2 separate regions of the Mus musculus genome follow, and region 2 is linked to region 1. A link is a loop called in an ENCODE intact Hi-C map of the cell type or tissue named here. Cell type or tissue: heart. All regions are shown on one strand. Each heading gives the region's core, and the rest is flanking DNA. Links, peaks and the distances in the headings are about the cores only.

Evidence for each region. A loop is a pair of places that touch in the nucleus more often than their neighbours do. Peaks named below come from ENCODE experiments on the same cell type or tissue, not always from the same donor. Only the 100,000 strongest peaks of a DNase experiment are listed, where the experiment ranks them.
Region 2: a loop joins it to region 1, with 20 times the contacts of the local background. A loop is called at or near these places in 8 of 42 quality-filtered maps.

What each region holds. Positions count from the first base shown.
Region 1 is chr16:76,894,724-76,903,173 of GRCm38, forward strand. No RefSeq gene overlaps it. Among named protein-coding and RNA genes, the nearest start is that of 1700041M19Rik, 110 kb to the right of the region's middle. In heart, for the core only: CTCF peaks have their summits at 4,611 (motif pointing left) and 4,827; no DNase peak of the experiment used is centred there.
Region 2 is chr16:75,340,223-75,348,672 of GRCm38, forward strand. It overlaps a transcript of Robo2 not described here. Among named protein-coding and RNA genes, the nearest start is that of Gm30116, 48 kb to the right of the region's middle. In heart, for the core only: a CTCF peak has its summit at 3,252 (motif pointing right); no DNase peak of the experiment used is centred there.

The sequences.
Region 1 (8,450 bases), core at 396-8,395:
CGTTGTAGAAGCACTGATCCAAATGTTCTCTTGCCGTGGAAGTCAAAGAGGACACTGGTATTAACCTGAGGTTTTTAAAGTTTTGCATTTGAAGGGATTCAAGGCTCTCTCCCTTCCAAAATGGCCCGTGGGCATTTGAGAAACCAGCAAGAGCAGAAAGGTCACCCTCACCTTCCCTGTAGCCCCTTCTGTCCTGAAGGAAGTCATAAAACCTAGAAAGAATTCTTTGACCTCCTCCCCTAAGGCATGCAGTAAAACCCAGATGACCTTCTCCTGCAGCAAGCCATAAACCTTTCATTTGTGTGCCCTCTCTTACCCCTAGGAAGACCCTGGCCTTCTCTCTAAAGAAGGGACATGGAGGAAAATCGGAGCAAGCGCATCCTTTTCAGGTCCCTGGTTTATTGTGGCTGAGTTATCCCCTTCAGTTTTTTAGTTTAGTTTTCCCCTCTGATTCTGAATGTCCGTGCCTTTCTCATCTGAAACAGAATCATGATCAGACTTCCCACTTCTTCATCTTTTCATTTCTCAGCCTCCCATACCAAATAATTTTATTGCTAATCTGCCCTTCTATAGAAGACATGAATCCGAAGGTAGGTAAGAGACTAACTTTTTCTCCCCAGCAAAACCCACTTGTCAAAATGAACTCCAAGTCTATTAGACGCCAGACTGTCTCCCTCATGTCCTCCTCTGTCCCAACTCTTTCTTTTATTTTAGACTTAAAATAAGGATAAATTGCTTTTAACATTTTGGGACCACAGTGTATGAGTGAATCCCAACCAACCCCAATAGCTTTGCCTCCGCCTCCAAACTGAGTCTGTCAGTAACTTCCTGGAGCCTTGGGCTTGGTTTTGTTGTTGTTGTTGTTTTGTTTTGTTTTTGTTTTTCCTTAGTTTTACTTAAAGGATCTAAAATTCAAGTGCTCAAGTTAGCATTTTGAAAAGATCTATGAATTTTTACATTGTAAAGGAGCTGCCTGCCTATTGCTCCAAACCACAGTGGTTTCAAACACAGCCTCTGCTGGAGAATTTGGTCAGCTACCTATTCCCTAAGCCCCACTTCCCACACATTTCCCCACGCCCAGGGAGAACTCTTAGGTCTAGAGGCTACAGGGATTATCCATTCAGACTGTCAAAAATAACTGCAACAAAGAATGGTTCTGCATGGTCAAAAGTCCTGCTCAGGTGGGGGAATTGCATCATCTGGGCTCCATCCACCCAGGAGCAGTAATTGTGTGTGTGCTTGTGCTCATCTGGGAACAGCAGCTCGGTGTACCGTGTGGTTAGTGACTTACCGGCTTACCAACACTTGGCCTTGTGTTCCCTGTATTGGATTGAAGTTAACTGTCCAGTTACATAATCCGTTCTAGTTTTCATTTCATTAGATCTCTAGTACAATAGATGTCTTCTGTGAGTTCCTCCCAATTAGCATTTCATAGCATTTCATTACTAAAAGGCAAGATCTTTACCCTACCACCTTTAAAAAAAGGCTCAGTGGCTTAGAGCTTTTTTTTTATTATTTTTAAGAGAGAGAGAACACAAACTTTAGATCATTAACCTGTTCTTGCTTGTTGTTTGACATTTCAAATGTGTTGCTCTCTTGCTAATAACTCTTCCCAAAGTGCACAGGAGGAGAATGCACTCTTTCGGATGCTCCGGCACAGCAGCACTTTAGCTAACAGACAATAATAAATCCGGACTGACAGGGAGTGCTGACCGCGGCGCATTCTGTGGTGAGAATGGGCCGGACTTGCAGCTTCCCATTAAATTAATGAGAAGCCTGGGCCTCTTTGACCAGCAGGAGAGAGCAACAGAACTGAGGCTCTGAACGCGGTCCTACGTGCTGGGAAGGGAAGCAAGGGGAAAGGGCAACCACTTCAGTTAAGCGCTTGGCTTTGACAGGCTTCTCCTCCACGCGCTCCAGGGTTCTCCCAACTTTTAGGAATGGTTGCAACTAACATAGCCTGTTGGAGTATTTTAGGTTATCTCTACCGTCGTTTCTTAAATAAACAAGAAATTCAAAGACCAGGAGTCCGTGCAGGTCTCTAAAACTGTCTGCCGAAAGCATGCTCTTAGTTTGGACTGCTGGAAAGGATTTTCATGTTTGGTTTGTTTGCTTTTTGGCTCACTTACGTCTTAATCTGCTTTATATGGGGAGACACACCACTTATTTAAAGGTTAAAATTTTAAATAAAACTTGGAACCTACTTTGAAGTTTATCTTGAGTTACTGAATGTCAAAGAGTTAGCCAAGATGTACTGGGAACAATTTGAATGGCCTGGAACATGTCATTTAGTCTTCCAAGGGCTCACCTTTCCACTTGTAAAAGATTAATATTACACACACACACACACACACACATATATATATATATATAATATAGGACATATATAATCCAATATAGGATTAATATCATATATAATATTATATAATTAATATTTTATATATTATATAGGAATGTATATTATATATAATATTATATATATTATACACACACAATATGTGTGTGTATGTGTGTGTGTGTGTTTGGGTTATGTGTGTGCATATGCATATATAATATGAATGTATAAGCATGTAATGTATATATATATGATGTAATATATATGTATGCATACAAATGTATGTATTCTGCTCTCCTTAACAACAAATGCAGATGTGCTTCCTAGAATTCATGATTTCTTGGGCACAGATCTTTCTGTACAAACGGGACTAGCGCCCTACCTGTTGTACCCTCCTGTGGTAGACCAGGCCGGTTCTAACTCAGAGGTTAGGGATCCAGCCCATGCTGAGATGTTTTTCCCACTGCTGCTCTGACCATCCTTCTCCTTGCTTGACACGTCACCTGGTTAACAGGCGTTGGTCATTGAGCCCTGACACAGCTTAGGTGATATTTGACCTTTTTTAGTCTATAATTCATTCTTGGAATTTTCCACTAAAAAAATCCTTACATATTACTATGAAATCTTTCATTTCCTATATTTTAAAAAAATATAGGAGACATATTCTCACAGCTTTTTCCATCTAATAATGTATTTTCTAATCTTCAGTATGCCTTGGATTTTCTCTCAGAAGATGGAAGCTTAAAAAAAAGGTTAAAGACGGAAGACAATACTCAAGTTCGGATGCAAGTGTTTGTTTACTTGCTATTATTATTACTGCTCACTCTTCTCGGCTAGCTTTACACCTCTCATCCTCCTGCTTCCGGAACCTTCCAAGTGTTGGGACTGCAGCTGTGAGCCACTCTATCTGTTTGCATAAGAATTTGAAATTGTCACAATCCCTAACATTAACACAAAAAGCTCAGAGGTTTGTTGGATCGGTATTGTTCCAGGCAATTCTAAGAGAGCTCAAATCCAGGGAATTTAAACCAGACTTTAATATCCAGAGTTCTTTGCAAGCTTCTTTAAAATTCTCCAACCATGAAAGAAAGCAACCTGAAATAGGGCTTACTATGTGATAAGCACGTGAATGCATTTGTTTAGCTTCTACAAGTGTGGACGTCACGATGTATGAAGATGATGTAGAGGGGCTCCTGAGATGGCTCAGCCAGTATCGTGCTTTCTGCACAAGCACAGGGGCCCAAGTATGGATCCTCAGCACAGACATAAAACCCAGGCCCGACTGGCATATGTCTGTGCGTAACCCCAGTGCTGGCGAGGCCATGACGGGAGGCTCTGAGCTGCTGCTGCTGCTGCTGGCAGCCAGTAGAGCTCAGTTTCTGAGCCCCGGGTTCACAGAGACCGTGCTTCGAAAAACCAGGGGTGGAGAAACAACATTGAGAACAACATTGGGCATTGACCTCTGGTCTCTACATGCTCAGGCGCGCGCACACACAAACACACACACACACACACACACACACACACACATGTATTTACACACAAGTTTAAGGAATGGAAACTTAACCACTGGGAGGTCATGACTCTTCTTTGGACCCATCCTGTGATGATGTCCACTCACACTGTCAGGCATGTCTTAGAGCTATGGGGTGAGGTATTTGGGCAAGCTTCGTCATGCCTTTTTTGCAACATTTTTTATTTATTTATTTTTTAGGTATCCTCCTCATCTGCCCTTTGCACTTCTTTTTCTCTGTCCTTCTTTAAAGTCAAAGCCTAACCTTCCCATTTAAACTCTTTCACGTTTGCCAACGTTCTTAATCTAACCATCAACCTACTTTATTATTAGTTAGTGCCGATTAAGAAATAGCTAGCCTATATCATTTACAAATAACATCTGATTTACAACATTGTACGGTTATGCCATATTGTTATTGTATTTACAGATTTAAAAAATAAAAACTTAAAGACATATAGCAATGTGCCTAAAATCAATTTGGTGCAGGCTGAAGGAAAGTAGCCAATCCCATAAAAACATCTAAGCCCCAGGAAGCAAAGCAAAATGTCTCCGAGATCAGGCGGTGGAATTTAGCTATTTAATTATTCACGTCATAGCTTTGATCATTTATCTTTGTTTTTTTAATGTCACTTCAACTTTCTCCAAGAAATTGTTCCACACAGAGGAAAAGGAAAAGGAAAAGAAAGAAAAAAAAAAAAAAAAAAAAAATCACTGTAGATTTCACGGACTACGATTGCCATCTTGTGTCCAAGAGTGGTAGTACATGGGAGGGGAAAGTTTTGTTTTGTTAATTACTGTAAACAGGAGTCAACATCTAGTCCATACATGGATTGAATTCAGCCCTCTATGTGCGACCAAAAAAAAAAAAAAAAAAAAAGGAATGTTAAACGTTAGTATTGGAGGCTTTAAAATTTTTTAAGACATGAAAAGAAGTTGAACACAGCAATTATGAATTTCGTATTAATTTCCATATATGGCTTGTTTGTTGCTGTTTTTTGTTAGTTTTTAGGTTTTTAGAACACTTTGTAGTTACCACTGAGAATTCAGCATAGAGCCTGATATCTGTTATGTGCATTGAGCAAAATTGAGGTGTTGCGTCTTTGTGGTCCGAGTGTTCCTCCCTGATACGAGGCATTTTGAAACCTTCTTGCAGGTAGATGAATGTACACATTTGATTTTACTTCTTTCTTGTCTAAGTTGTTCTCATTTCTATGTCCCTTAGAACTTTTTTTTCTTTGTTGACTTATTTAAATCCCACTGTTGCAGAAGTCAGCTGTCCATGCTGAAGAGCAGAAATCAGAGGTTTTGGATTCAAAACTACCTCAAACCATGATGTTAGAAGAGACATGAAGGCCCACGAAGAGACAAGTCCTTCTAGTCAAGAGAGTAGGTCTTACTGATCTTGATGAAAGTCCAAAGTTCCCAATCTAATCACTAACACCTTCGATTATTAGAAGTAGTATTGATTAAGAATTGCTTATCCAATATCTCTTACAAATATCCTCTTATTTACAGCATTATATGGTTACGTCAGTGTCAGTTGGACTGGGTTAATCCCTTGGCCAAGGGACCACTGCTGGGAAAGAGGAAGGCCCTAGAAGCTAGGCTCCCCAGTTGAAGGGATACATGAGATAATTATTCTTTTAATAGGATAGTGTAATTTCCTTGAGCTTATGTAGGACATTTCACATAGTAACTATATCCCTCCATATATGCAAAATCTTGGGAGCGACGTTAACATCATCGGGTTTGATTGTGCTTAGAGAACTTTCAGCCAGCCCCAAGCTGGAGAATCTGCGGTTGCTTGCCTCCTAAGACACAGCAAGGCACTGCATTGCACATTCCTGGGTTTTGCGTGTGCATTTTTGTCAGGTAGTTTCTGTATAACATTTCATGCTGAAATAGTTACAAAACTGTTACTGGTACAGAGGAGGAGGCTAACGTTCCCCCATGGTATAATTCGCTAAGGGTTGGGCAGCGTCACAACAGGACTCGGATGCTAACTTTCTTTCTTTCTTTTTTTTTTTTGGATAATATTTTTTAATTAGGTATTTATTTCATTTAAATTTCCAATGCTATCCCAAAAGTCCCCCACACGCTCCCCTACCCACTCCCCTACCCACCCACTCACATTTTTTGGCCCTGGCGTTCCCCTGTACTGGGGCATATAAAGTTTGCAAGACCAATGGGCCTCTCTTTCCAGTGATGGCCAACTAGGCCATCTTCTGATACATATGCAGCCAGAGACAAGAGCTCCAGGGGGTACTGGGTAGTTCATATTGTTGTTTCACCTATAGGGTTGCAAATCCCTTCAGCTCCTTGGTTACTTTCTCTAGCTCCTCCATTAGGGGCCCTGTGATCCATCCAATAGCTGACTGTGAGCATCCACTTCTGTGTTTGCTAGGCCCCGGCATAGGAACTCTCAATTCTGAATATCTATGCTCCAAATGCAAGGGCAGCCACATTCATTAAAGACACTTTAGTAAAGCTCAAAGCACACATTGCACCTCACACAGTAATAATGGGAGACTTCAACACACCACTTTCACCAATGGACAGATCATGGAAACAGAAACTAAACAGGGACACAGTGAAACTAACAGAAGTCATGATGCTTAACTTTCTTCTCCTTCAATGCGGCACCCAGGAAAGCAGATGACATCTTCCTTCCAGGAAGCTTCCCCCGTTAGAGAGAAGCCACCGTTCAGACCGTTTTTAGAGGCACACTGCCTTTGAAGTCCAGTGCTGGCGTCTCACCTTTAAACCGCTAAAGAGATGAACTACTATTTATGAAAGCAATTCTAATTAGACTCTCCTCTCCTTTTGCACACTGCCTGTCAGCCTCTTCCACTACTTCACTGCTTCAAAGCAGAAGAGTAAAGAGGAGGCAAAGGAAGAGAATTCTACAGGAAAGAAGATACAGGTTCATCTATGGGAAGGATCATGGATACCAAGTGGCTTCAATCGGCTTTTCTCTTACAACCTGACTTGGGATTGGCACTGCAATGTGCCCTGTCGTGGAATACTTATTAAGACATCAAAGGCGACAACCACTAAAGGGTCTAAGTTACAGTTCCCCATGTTTGGTTCTTCTCTATCTTTATGTCCTAGTACTACAATAGTACTAATAAAGAAAACCTCTCTGATCTTTGTGGCTGTATCAGTGGATCAGCTGGAGCTGACTCTGGCTGATCTTGCCTGGCCTCCTTTACCCATTTGCAGCTGGTTGAGATGCCTGAAGCTGGCCCATCTAGGCCGCAACTCTGTTCCATCTAGCCACGTAGCTCCTGATCGTCTCATCACACTGATGAAGCCACCCCTATTAGTTGAAATATATACTACTATAATGCTACTTGTGAGATCACGAGTTACGTTTTTGCATGACTATTAATATGTGATTTATGTTTTAAAAAAAAAGGAAGGTTAAAGCAGCCTACGTACCATTGTAAATTGCCACTGCCAATCATATTGCATTAAGAGAGCATTCAAAAGCATATATAGAACTCAGAGGGTGAGAAAAAAATGTAGTAGCATGCTGTGCCTCTAGCACTAAATATATGCTGCAGATCAAAAAATAATAATTCTGAGTGACATGTGAATTATCAGGTCACAGCAGATAGAAGACTATCGGGTTTACACACATAAACATTTATATTTAGTTCCAGAGAGGGTGCTAAGAAGATATCAAAGCCATTAACTGTCTGGATGATTTGAAAAGCTCCCACGAGTAAGCATGTATCAGGTCAAGCTCTGGAAAACGAGGAATGTCCATAGGCAAGCAGCTTAGGAGGCAATTTTACTCTGTAGATTCGAGTGGCCGAGATGCTGATTTCATTCACAGGTTTTGGCAGCATCCCAGATATAAAGATGGAATCCAGGCACTGCTTGCTGGTTGGGCTCTGCAATGGTTAGGGTTTTTTGTTTGTTTGTTTGTTTGTTTGTTTTTTGTTTTGTTTGTTTGTTTGTTTTTGTCAATTCAACACAAGCAAACCAGGATCATCTAGAAAGTGGGAACTTCAACAGAGAAAATGCCTCTATGTGATTAATAGGTAAGTCTGGGGGAGGTATTGATCACTGATTGATGTGGGCAAGGCTGCCTCTAGGGAAGGTGGTCCTGGGTTGTAGGAGAAAGCACGCTGAACAAAACGTGGGTGCAAACCACTAAACAGGGTTCCTCCATGAGCTTTGCTTCAGTCCCTGCCTCCAGGTTCCTGCATTCGAGTTCCTAACCTAAATTCCCTCCACCTTGGACTGTGATCAGGAAACTGAAGTAAACTCCTTCCCAAGTTTGTTCCCAGCTGTGTTTTATCATAGCAACGGAAAACAAGCTAGGACAGGCCCTAGAGTCTATATTCTGATCAATTTTAACCAAACTTCCCCAGCATAAAAATCTGCCTTTGGAGCCACTATATTGATTAATGTTAGTTGTAAGCATGCCATCACCTAGAATAACGGGCTAACTGACTTTCGGGGAAAGGTAGTCTAGATGACCACAGCCCATGAGCGAGCCTGTGGGAGACTGTCTTGATTGCTCTCTTTGACACTGGAAGGTTCAACCTGGAAATAGGCAGGCGGGTTCCCTGAGCGGGGGCCCTGGAC
Region 2 (8,450 bases), core at 167-8,166, 1.6 Mb before region 1:
CATCTTCAAACTTGTTTTATGATCTCAATTTTATTTTAAGTTGGACAAAATATTTGACAATCTCAATATCATGGTCTAAGGGTTCCATTTACCCATACTCAAAGCGTTGCTCACATGTACCCCCAAACTGACAAAATTAAGGTTTATTATAGTAAATGCAGTTCTTTGCAGCTTACATCTAGACTCACTGTTTGGATTTAATGCAGTGTGTTACCTACTCTACAGTGTTGACCAGATTGCCTATTGGAAAATGAGTGTTCCTATCCCTGTAGGCAAAATTTACTTTCAAGTCACACGAGTGGAAGCATAATTTGGGTTCTGTTTATCGAAAAGTCTATATTTTGGACCAACACTTCCCCAGAAATGATAGAGGATGGAATGTCATGTCAGAGTCCTACAGTCCTCATGAGGAAAATGTTTAGACTAAGAGATCTATGATTTTGCAGCAAAATCTGGCCCACAAAAGGGATTGCAAAGAAATATTACATTCATGAGATGCTGAAATCCATTTATTCCTTAAAATGTTCTATAAAAAATAGATGGCATGACATGTCATTTCTATAGTAAAATGCTCAACATGCAAGTGGACGTTTGGTTAGCTTTAACTACCATTTGTAAAACTCACTGGGTGATGGATCATTAATGTTTCAGGCCACTTGTAAAAAACAGCTGATACTAACACTAAGATATATTTTAAAAATTCTAGATTTCCCAAAGTTTAAGTTTCAGTAATATTAAATGATTTTGGAATAAATGTTTTTTTTAATTAACTGATTTATTTACTTTACACCTTGATTGCAGCTTCCTCTCCCTTCTCTCCTCCCAGTCCCTCTACCCCCTTTTCCCTCCCCCATACCTCCCTCCTTCCTTTCTCCTCAGAAAAGCAGAGGCCTCCCATGGGTATCAGCCCACCTTGACATATATTAAGTTGCAGTATGATTAGGCAAATCTCCTATTGAGGCTAGACAAGGCAGCAAGTTAAGGAAATGGATCCAAAGGCAGGAAAGAGGCAGTGGCAGTCCCTGCTGTTTGGGGACCCACATGCAGACCAAGTTTTCTGTTATATATGTGGGGGCAGGGAGGGCTAGGTCTGTTTTATGCATGCTTTCTGGCTGGGGGTTCAGTTTATATGGCCCTCTATGGGCCCAGGTTAGTTGATTCTGTTGGATTTCTTGTTGTGTCTTTGAACATTCAAAAATTAGGAATTCTTTGCTGCAATAACAGCATGGTAATCTGTATATTAGACTTGGTTTAGCTGAGGTTTAAGAATGTGGACTTTATAGTTCATTGTCACATGTTTAGGCATATTGATGCTGACACTTCCTGCTAGGTCCCAATGAACAACCATTTCTTATAGAATTCTGTTTATGGGCAGTAAAAGCATTTTAATATAATCATGCCCAAAGGTCCCCATCATGATGAAATCTGATGAATTCTCAGACCACAGTTCCAGGTCCCAGATGTGTGCTACAACCATTTCACTCTCTCCAACCCCTGTCAATCAAGGCTGCCAAGCCTTGGTCACAGACACGATAACTACTGTTGCTTCATTTTTAACTTGCTCCATGTATGTCTTTTCCCTCTAGAGATAACTTTCATGAGAAATACCAGACCACACAGCCTGACAGTTCATTTAGGTGTCCTGAGAAATATAATTACTATGCTTTTCTAAAACTCTTGATCTTTGGGAACATGATTAAGCTCTTGTGGAATTTATAAATTCTTTTGTTTTCTTGTTTGGATTACACTCAGAAGTTTTATAATTAAGTAAAGGCTCAATAGAAATCCTCTTATTTATATGTAACTTGTTAGCCGACATTCATGTTGCTTATAGATGCGTATAATTCAGCAGGATAAGCTACTTAAACTCTTCGGAGAAAACCTTTTCAAAAGGAAAAGACTAGCAAGGCAAGATGGTGCCAAGAAAGTAGTTAAAGCACAAACGCATGGTTGGATAAATCATTCAGTCAGTCAAGGAAGAAAATATGATGAACTCTGACCTTCAAAGCTGGCATGTCTGAGGAGACGGTACACAATACAACCCGGTGATTTGGGGCATCCATGAATATAAAGGAAGACAAAAAGTTCCCCGAAGAGGAAACATTAGTCCTTCATGATGACTGAAGACAGATCTGCAGAAGCAACTCAGCAGCCCCCGCTTGAAGCAGTCCGGACATCTATGTATTTCACAAGGGTCTCCCTCAATCTTCAAGCAGATCTGAGACTTTATGGAAAACAGGGGTTTGCATTTGCTCTCGTTCTCTTTCATACATATTATTTCTCAAAGCCAAGCATCTGTGAGGAACTGATCGGCGGTGAATTTGAGGTCCTTGCTCTGACAAATATCCGGAAAGTGTGAGTCCGTGTTTGCATTTACAAACAAAGCGTTGCGCTGTAAAATTCAGCTAAGGAGTGTGTGCTGTCTTCCTAAGAAAAGAAGGAACAGGATATAGCCAGGCCTTCATCAAACAGTTCAGTTCTGAGTGAAACTATGTAGCCAGCACAGCTTGCTTGGAGAAGAAAGCAATTTAGACTCGATTTTAATGCACGTAAAAATAGTGAGGAAAAGCCTATTCTCTAGGAAGCCATGCCTAGTATTTGTCCAAACCAAACCAAAACGCAACACAACACAACCACAATAACAGAAAACCTCTGATAATGAGTATGACTGGCCAAAACTTAGGGGAGAAGGAAGTGAGAGGAAAGATGGAAAGACCATCAACAGAGAAGCAGGCTATAGAACTTTCTGGAACTCCTTCCAAAACTAAGGCAACACGCTGATCGTGTAAGTGAACCTGGATATCTTGGTGTCTGAAATAGTGTGAAAACACACCCAGACTGGAGGAAATTTATTTACATAAAGTGTTAAAAACAGAAACTCAGAGGCAGAGAACGGGGGGGGGGGGGGGGGGGGACCTGCCCATAAACCACACCTAGCTATTTTGACATCCTCTTTTTATAAGTTTACAGAACTGAATGGGATTGCTGTAGTTTGTGCCTCCCTATTTCCCACAGGCGCACTTTACCCTCTTGTATAAGGTCTAGTCAGGCTTCAGTGCCTAATCTCCATCCGGATGACTCCTGCAGTCAGGGATCTTGGTTGATTATTATATGCAAGCGCAATTAAAAAAAAAAAAAAACTAAAAAAGAATTGCTTCTATTTTTGAGCCTGGGTCCATGCATGTAAAATGATTCTGATTGGTTGTTAAAATTATACTTCTCAGGACACATGTAGTGTATCAGATAACCACAAGAGGGCAGTATAAGGCCAGCGTTCATACTTTAAAAATTAAAACATAAAAAAGTTTCTGCAAGTGAGATTTGATTAAAACAAAATCCTGTCTTCTAACGGTTAACAGAGAACCATGTTCCGTAATATTTCCAGACCCCATAGGCTGTTTGTAATAGAATGGAAAGAGAATGTCTGACTTTTGCTCACATCCGTTCCACCTCCAACCTGGCCCCTATCAGTTTTCAAACAGCCTAGCAAGGAATTTTCCAATTCAAAGGCTTTTGCACATTCTGTTTATATCTGCCTGGGACACTCCCTAACCCTGCCTTAATCTTCATGGTCCCTGTTTAACCGCAATTTCCTTAGACTGCTTTCAAAGCCGTTAGACTTTAAAGCAGGTTTCTCTCCCACAACTCCCAACTGCGTATGTCAGCAGCCCATGTATATAAGACATGGCATTTATCCTCATTTAGAAATATTTTGTGTGCCTTCCTATTTAATTTTTTTTTTCGATTTCATCCAAGAATCCTCTAAGCTTCATGAATTTAAAAATGTCTCGCTGCAGCAAGACTTTTTAATCCCTGGACTTCAGTACAGTGGGGCATCATAAAGGTTCAGAACTGTCTGCCAAATGAATAAATCTTAATGACCATGGCTTATTTTTTCCCACCAGATTCAAGCAAGTCTGACCCCTCTCATATAATCCCTTACCATGGTAACAAGAAAAACATTTTTTCCTTATGTTTTCTTGCTATGTGGCGCAGGGACTTCCCTGGAATTTAAATGAATTCATATGAGTTCTGACTGATTTGATTTAGGTTATTTCTCTTCCATTAAAAAAAAGAAAAGTCCCTTCTTTGGATGAGGTCTTTTGGTATTTCAGGAGGACACAGACATTAAGGAAGGGGAGTAGCTGAGCAGCTGGTGGGAGAGAGAGTTAGTTATCATTAAGGGCATGACCACACTTCACTCAGCATCGGATAGCCACGCACCTAAAACTGTAAGAGCAGCAGAAATAGGATCGCGAAGACAAAACAGGACAACCGCAGTGATATAAGCCTAGAATACTAGCATTTGGGAGGCTGAGACAGGAGTGCCCAACCCACTTTATTTACACAACTAGACTCTTTCTACAATACATAAGGAGGAGGAGGAGGAGGAGGAGGAGGAGGAGGAGGGGAGGAGGACTGGAAAGAAAAGGAGTGGGAAATTGAAGGGATGGAGGAAATCCACAGTAGTGATGACCAATCGTAAGGCTACCCTTGCACAGTCCTAGAATAAGGGGCATAACCAGAGGTCTGTGACCAATCGCTCAATGACTTTCACTCCACACATAGCAGGATACTGTCATACAAATTGTTGTTTAAGAAAATGAGTGTTTCCTGAAGGTTGCAAAAGATGCTATGGTTGATTTTAAATAGGTGATTTTTTCTTTGTTTTTATTTTATTTTATTTTTTATTTATTTATATTATTATTATTATTATTGCCATGGAACAGCTGCCTAGAATGTAACTCTGACCATCCTCATAGCCTGTAGAACCCAGGCATACCGCAGTAAATTTAAGGTCTTCGCCATCTGTGGTTTTGAAAATCATCAGATCAACCCTTATCAGGAAGAAGTGGAATTCTCTAATAATAAAATGATTTTTCTGATAGAAGCCCCAAGGCCGTGATTTCCCCCTTGCCAATATTATATCCCATCCCAGCAAGGAATGGGGAAAGGACAGAGCAGTGCCCACTGGTATACGGCAAAAGCTCCATGCCCAAGAAGATATGCTGCCAAGTGGAACTCAAAGAAGTCCAAAATGGCTGACCACTGACTGAAGGAGACAGCTCACAATACAACATCTCTGTCTTAAATGTGAGCACTGCTCAGTGCCAGAGAGATATCAACCGCCCTGTACCCTGTGGAGAAAATCCTCACACATTAGCACACCCTTGACTGTGTTTTTAAGTATCTTGGAAAGGAAGGTTAAGTAAATGACCTCATTTTAGTACTTGGCAATTTATCCATTTTCATTTCCAAGATTCTAAAGTCCGTTACTCAACTTAAAAACAAGATTGCAACAAATCTAAATGTTGTGTAAGTCAGCCCACCCACCTCCAAAAAAAAAAGAAAGAAACAAAGAAACAAAGGAAGAAAGAAAAAAATAGAAAACAACCATGTAAGCAGATATGAATAATTGGGTCTCTAAAATGAAGCATTAAATGGTTCCTCGATGGAGAAAAGTCTTTGAATAGAAGCCTTTTTAGTGATGGCTCTGCTTTTCAGTCCAGGTTCTATTTCAGTCTCAGATAATTCACCAACACCTATGCACACCTGGAAACATCTGCGGCTCTATGCAATGTCAACTTTTATTATAGTTTATTCGCACCTGCATAGCGTTCATTAGAATTTTTTTTTTTGCTTATTTTTTTTTTTTTGCTTATTTTTTCCCCTGAATCCTACCACATCCTAACCAGGTGTTCTACCCCTCCTAGAATCTGCTATTCTTGGAATGTATTGTCTAGTTCTTTTTCAAAACCAAAAAGTGACTTTATGCAAGTTTGAATGAAATTAACTTATGTTTAACTTGCTTCTGCCCCTTTTATGTGCTCTGGGCATTTAGGTGTATTTATGTAATTTCATGGTTAATGGTTGCTTTTGACAGCCTTTATTCGTGGTTCCCCAGCAGATATTTTCTGTTTCTCTCAGGATTTTTAAATCTCAAGTGAATCAGTGTTTACTTCTGTTTTCTGTTGTCTGTGGCCTGTGACACGTCTGTTCATATGTCACTGACACAATCCTTATGCTGACAACAGGTCTGACAGATGGACTCTACATTACTGACATGTAAACTTGAAGTATATTTAGAAACCTAAGAATCACAATACATTTGTTTCCTCACAAGCAAAACTGGAGCATCCTGTTTTTCTAAAAGCCAATTATGTTGATGTTGACTATTAAAAAAAAAAAAAAGTCAGAAGCAGTAATTAAATAAATGTCAATAAGATGACCTTACAATATTTAAGTTGAATCCAGACACATATATAAGACATACACAAATTTCAATCCATACAATATTAACACCTTCAGAAGTTTCCTCTGTGAAAAAAAAAATCAAAATGAGAACCTATGGTCACTTGATCTTTGACAAGGGAGCTAAAACCATCCAGTGGAAAGAAGACAGCATCTTCAACAAATGGTGCTGGCTCAACTGGCAGTTATCATGTAAAAGAATGCGAATTGATCCATTCTTATCTCCTTGTACAAAGCTCAAGTCTAAGTGGATCAAAGAACTCCACATAAAACCAGAGACACTGAAACTTACAGAGGAGAAAGTGGGAAGAGCCTCGAAGATACGGGCACAGGGGGAAGATTCCTGAACAAAATACGAATGGCTTGTGCTGTAAGATCAAGAATTGACAAATGGGACCTCAAAAATATTGCAAAGCTTCTGTAAGGCAAAATTATAAATCAACAGTTATTTTAATTAATACTATGCTTTACTAGCAGAATAACAGTTGGTTCCCCCTAGGTCCTGCCGTTTGTCTAGCCACAGATTCTTGGCCATGAGAACTGTGCCAGATATGGGTTCCACCTTGTGTAGTGGGCATCTTCTTGGGCATAGAGCTCCTGCCAGAACCCAATGAGCAGAGCTATCTTCCTTCCCTGTTCCTTCCCAGACTGGAATAATATTATAATAATTATATATCATAATAATTATTATAATAATATTGGGAAAACACAGCCTCAGGACTCCTATCACAAAATCATTTTATTGTTATGGAATTTCACTTATTCCTCCTGAGCTTTGGTCCAGTGGTCTCCAAACCAGAGGTGGAGAAGATCTTAAGTTCACCGAGGTGTGTCTGTATTCTTCAGCCATTGAAGATGCTCAGACTTTATACCCTACCATGCTATCCTGGGACACAAAAGAATAAACAAACAAACAAACAAACAAAAAAACCAACTTCACCTATTTACAATTAACCATGGCATCTTGTATAGTACTACAGTGTTTCAAATTATTTTAAGAGTGGGAAAAGTATATTACCATAATGCAACGTATAGAAATTAAAGAAATGTATATGCAGCTCTGTAGATGATGTTGGTTAATGTGGATATTGATCAGTCTAGAGTCCCTATAGAACTGTAGAGTCCCAAAACCATTCACCACATCATATGGAACTATTTTCTCTCTTCGTGAGTTATACTCTAATGTCAGAGGCTAAGAGGAGGATTTATGCTGAGAAGAAGTAATATGCATTATAAGTTCCCAAAATTACTTTTCTTTATTATTCTAATACTGCTCTCTCTGTGTTGATGTGAGACTCATTAGGAGATATTCTTTAACTGAAAGGTCATTATGAGTAGAGCTAAGTGTCTTTGTTGATGAAAGTAACTGAAATTTTTCCATATTGCTTTCTTTAATGGGGTAGACAAAACAGGTGTTTTCATTGTAAGCACCATTTACCAAGGAATTGAAAATTCATGGTGTTGTGAACTAGACAAGAAAAGCAAGTAGAATGTTTTCTTAGCCAAATGCATGGCAGTATTAATCCATTGCTGTTAACCTCAGCCAGACTTCAAGTACTGACTAGAAAATACCTATTACCTTTCTCTTTTTCAGTTAGAACTTTTCAAGATGATCTAGTCTAAGTTTTGCCACATAGACAACTCTGAGCTAGCTTTCATTCTCCTTAAACTCTGTCTACTTGTTCCCTAAGAAAGATAGAAGCCATGGTCACACAAATATGTGGCATCCATCTTTAAAACACCCTGAACCTTGTCAGGAATGCAGCCACCACTCTCCTGTTCAGGAGAAACATAAAACAAACTGTGATTTCTCCCTCTTTCTCTGTGCCCTTTCTCCTGCCTCAGGTTTTCTGCCTACTTTACACAAAGATCAACAGATGTGGATACATTAACACTCCATTCCTATGCATTCCTCAATGTTCCGATGCTATTGCTACTTTCTTCATATACTCATGGCTGCATTAATTACAGAAGCCAACGTACTGGTCACTATGCATTTCTATTCCTTACGTTATTTCTTAGCCATATAAGATTAGCATACAACTTAGCACACTTTCTTGGTTAGGATATATGTTGCCTTATATGTGATACACGGTGGGTTTCTTCAAATGAGAGTGTTAAGTGATGACTAGCAAACATAATGACTGGAAGGAAATTATCTTGAGATCAGCACAGAGGGAAGGGATGGAGAAACACAA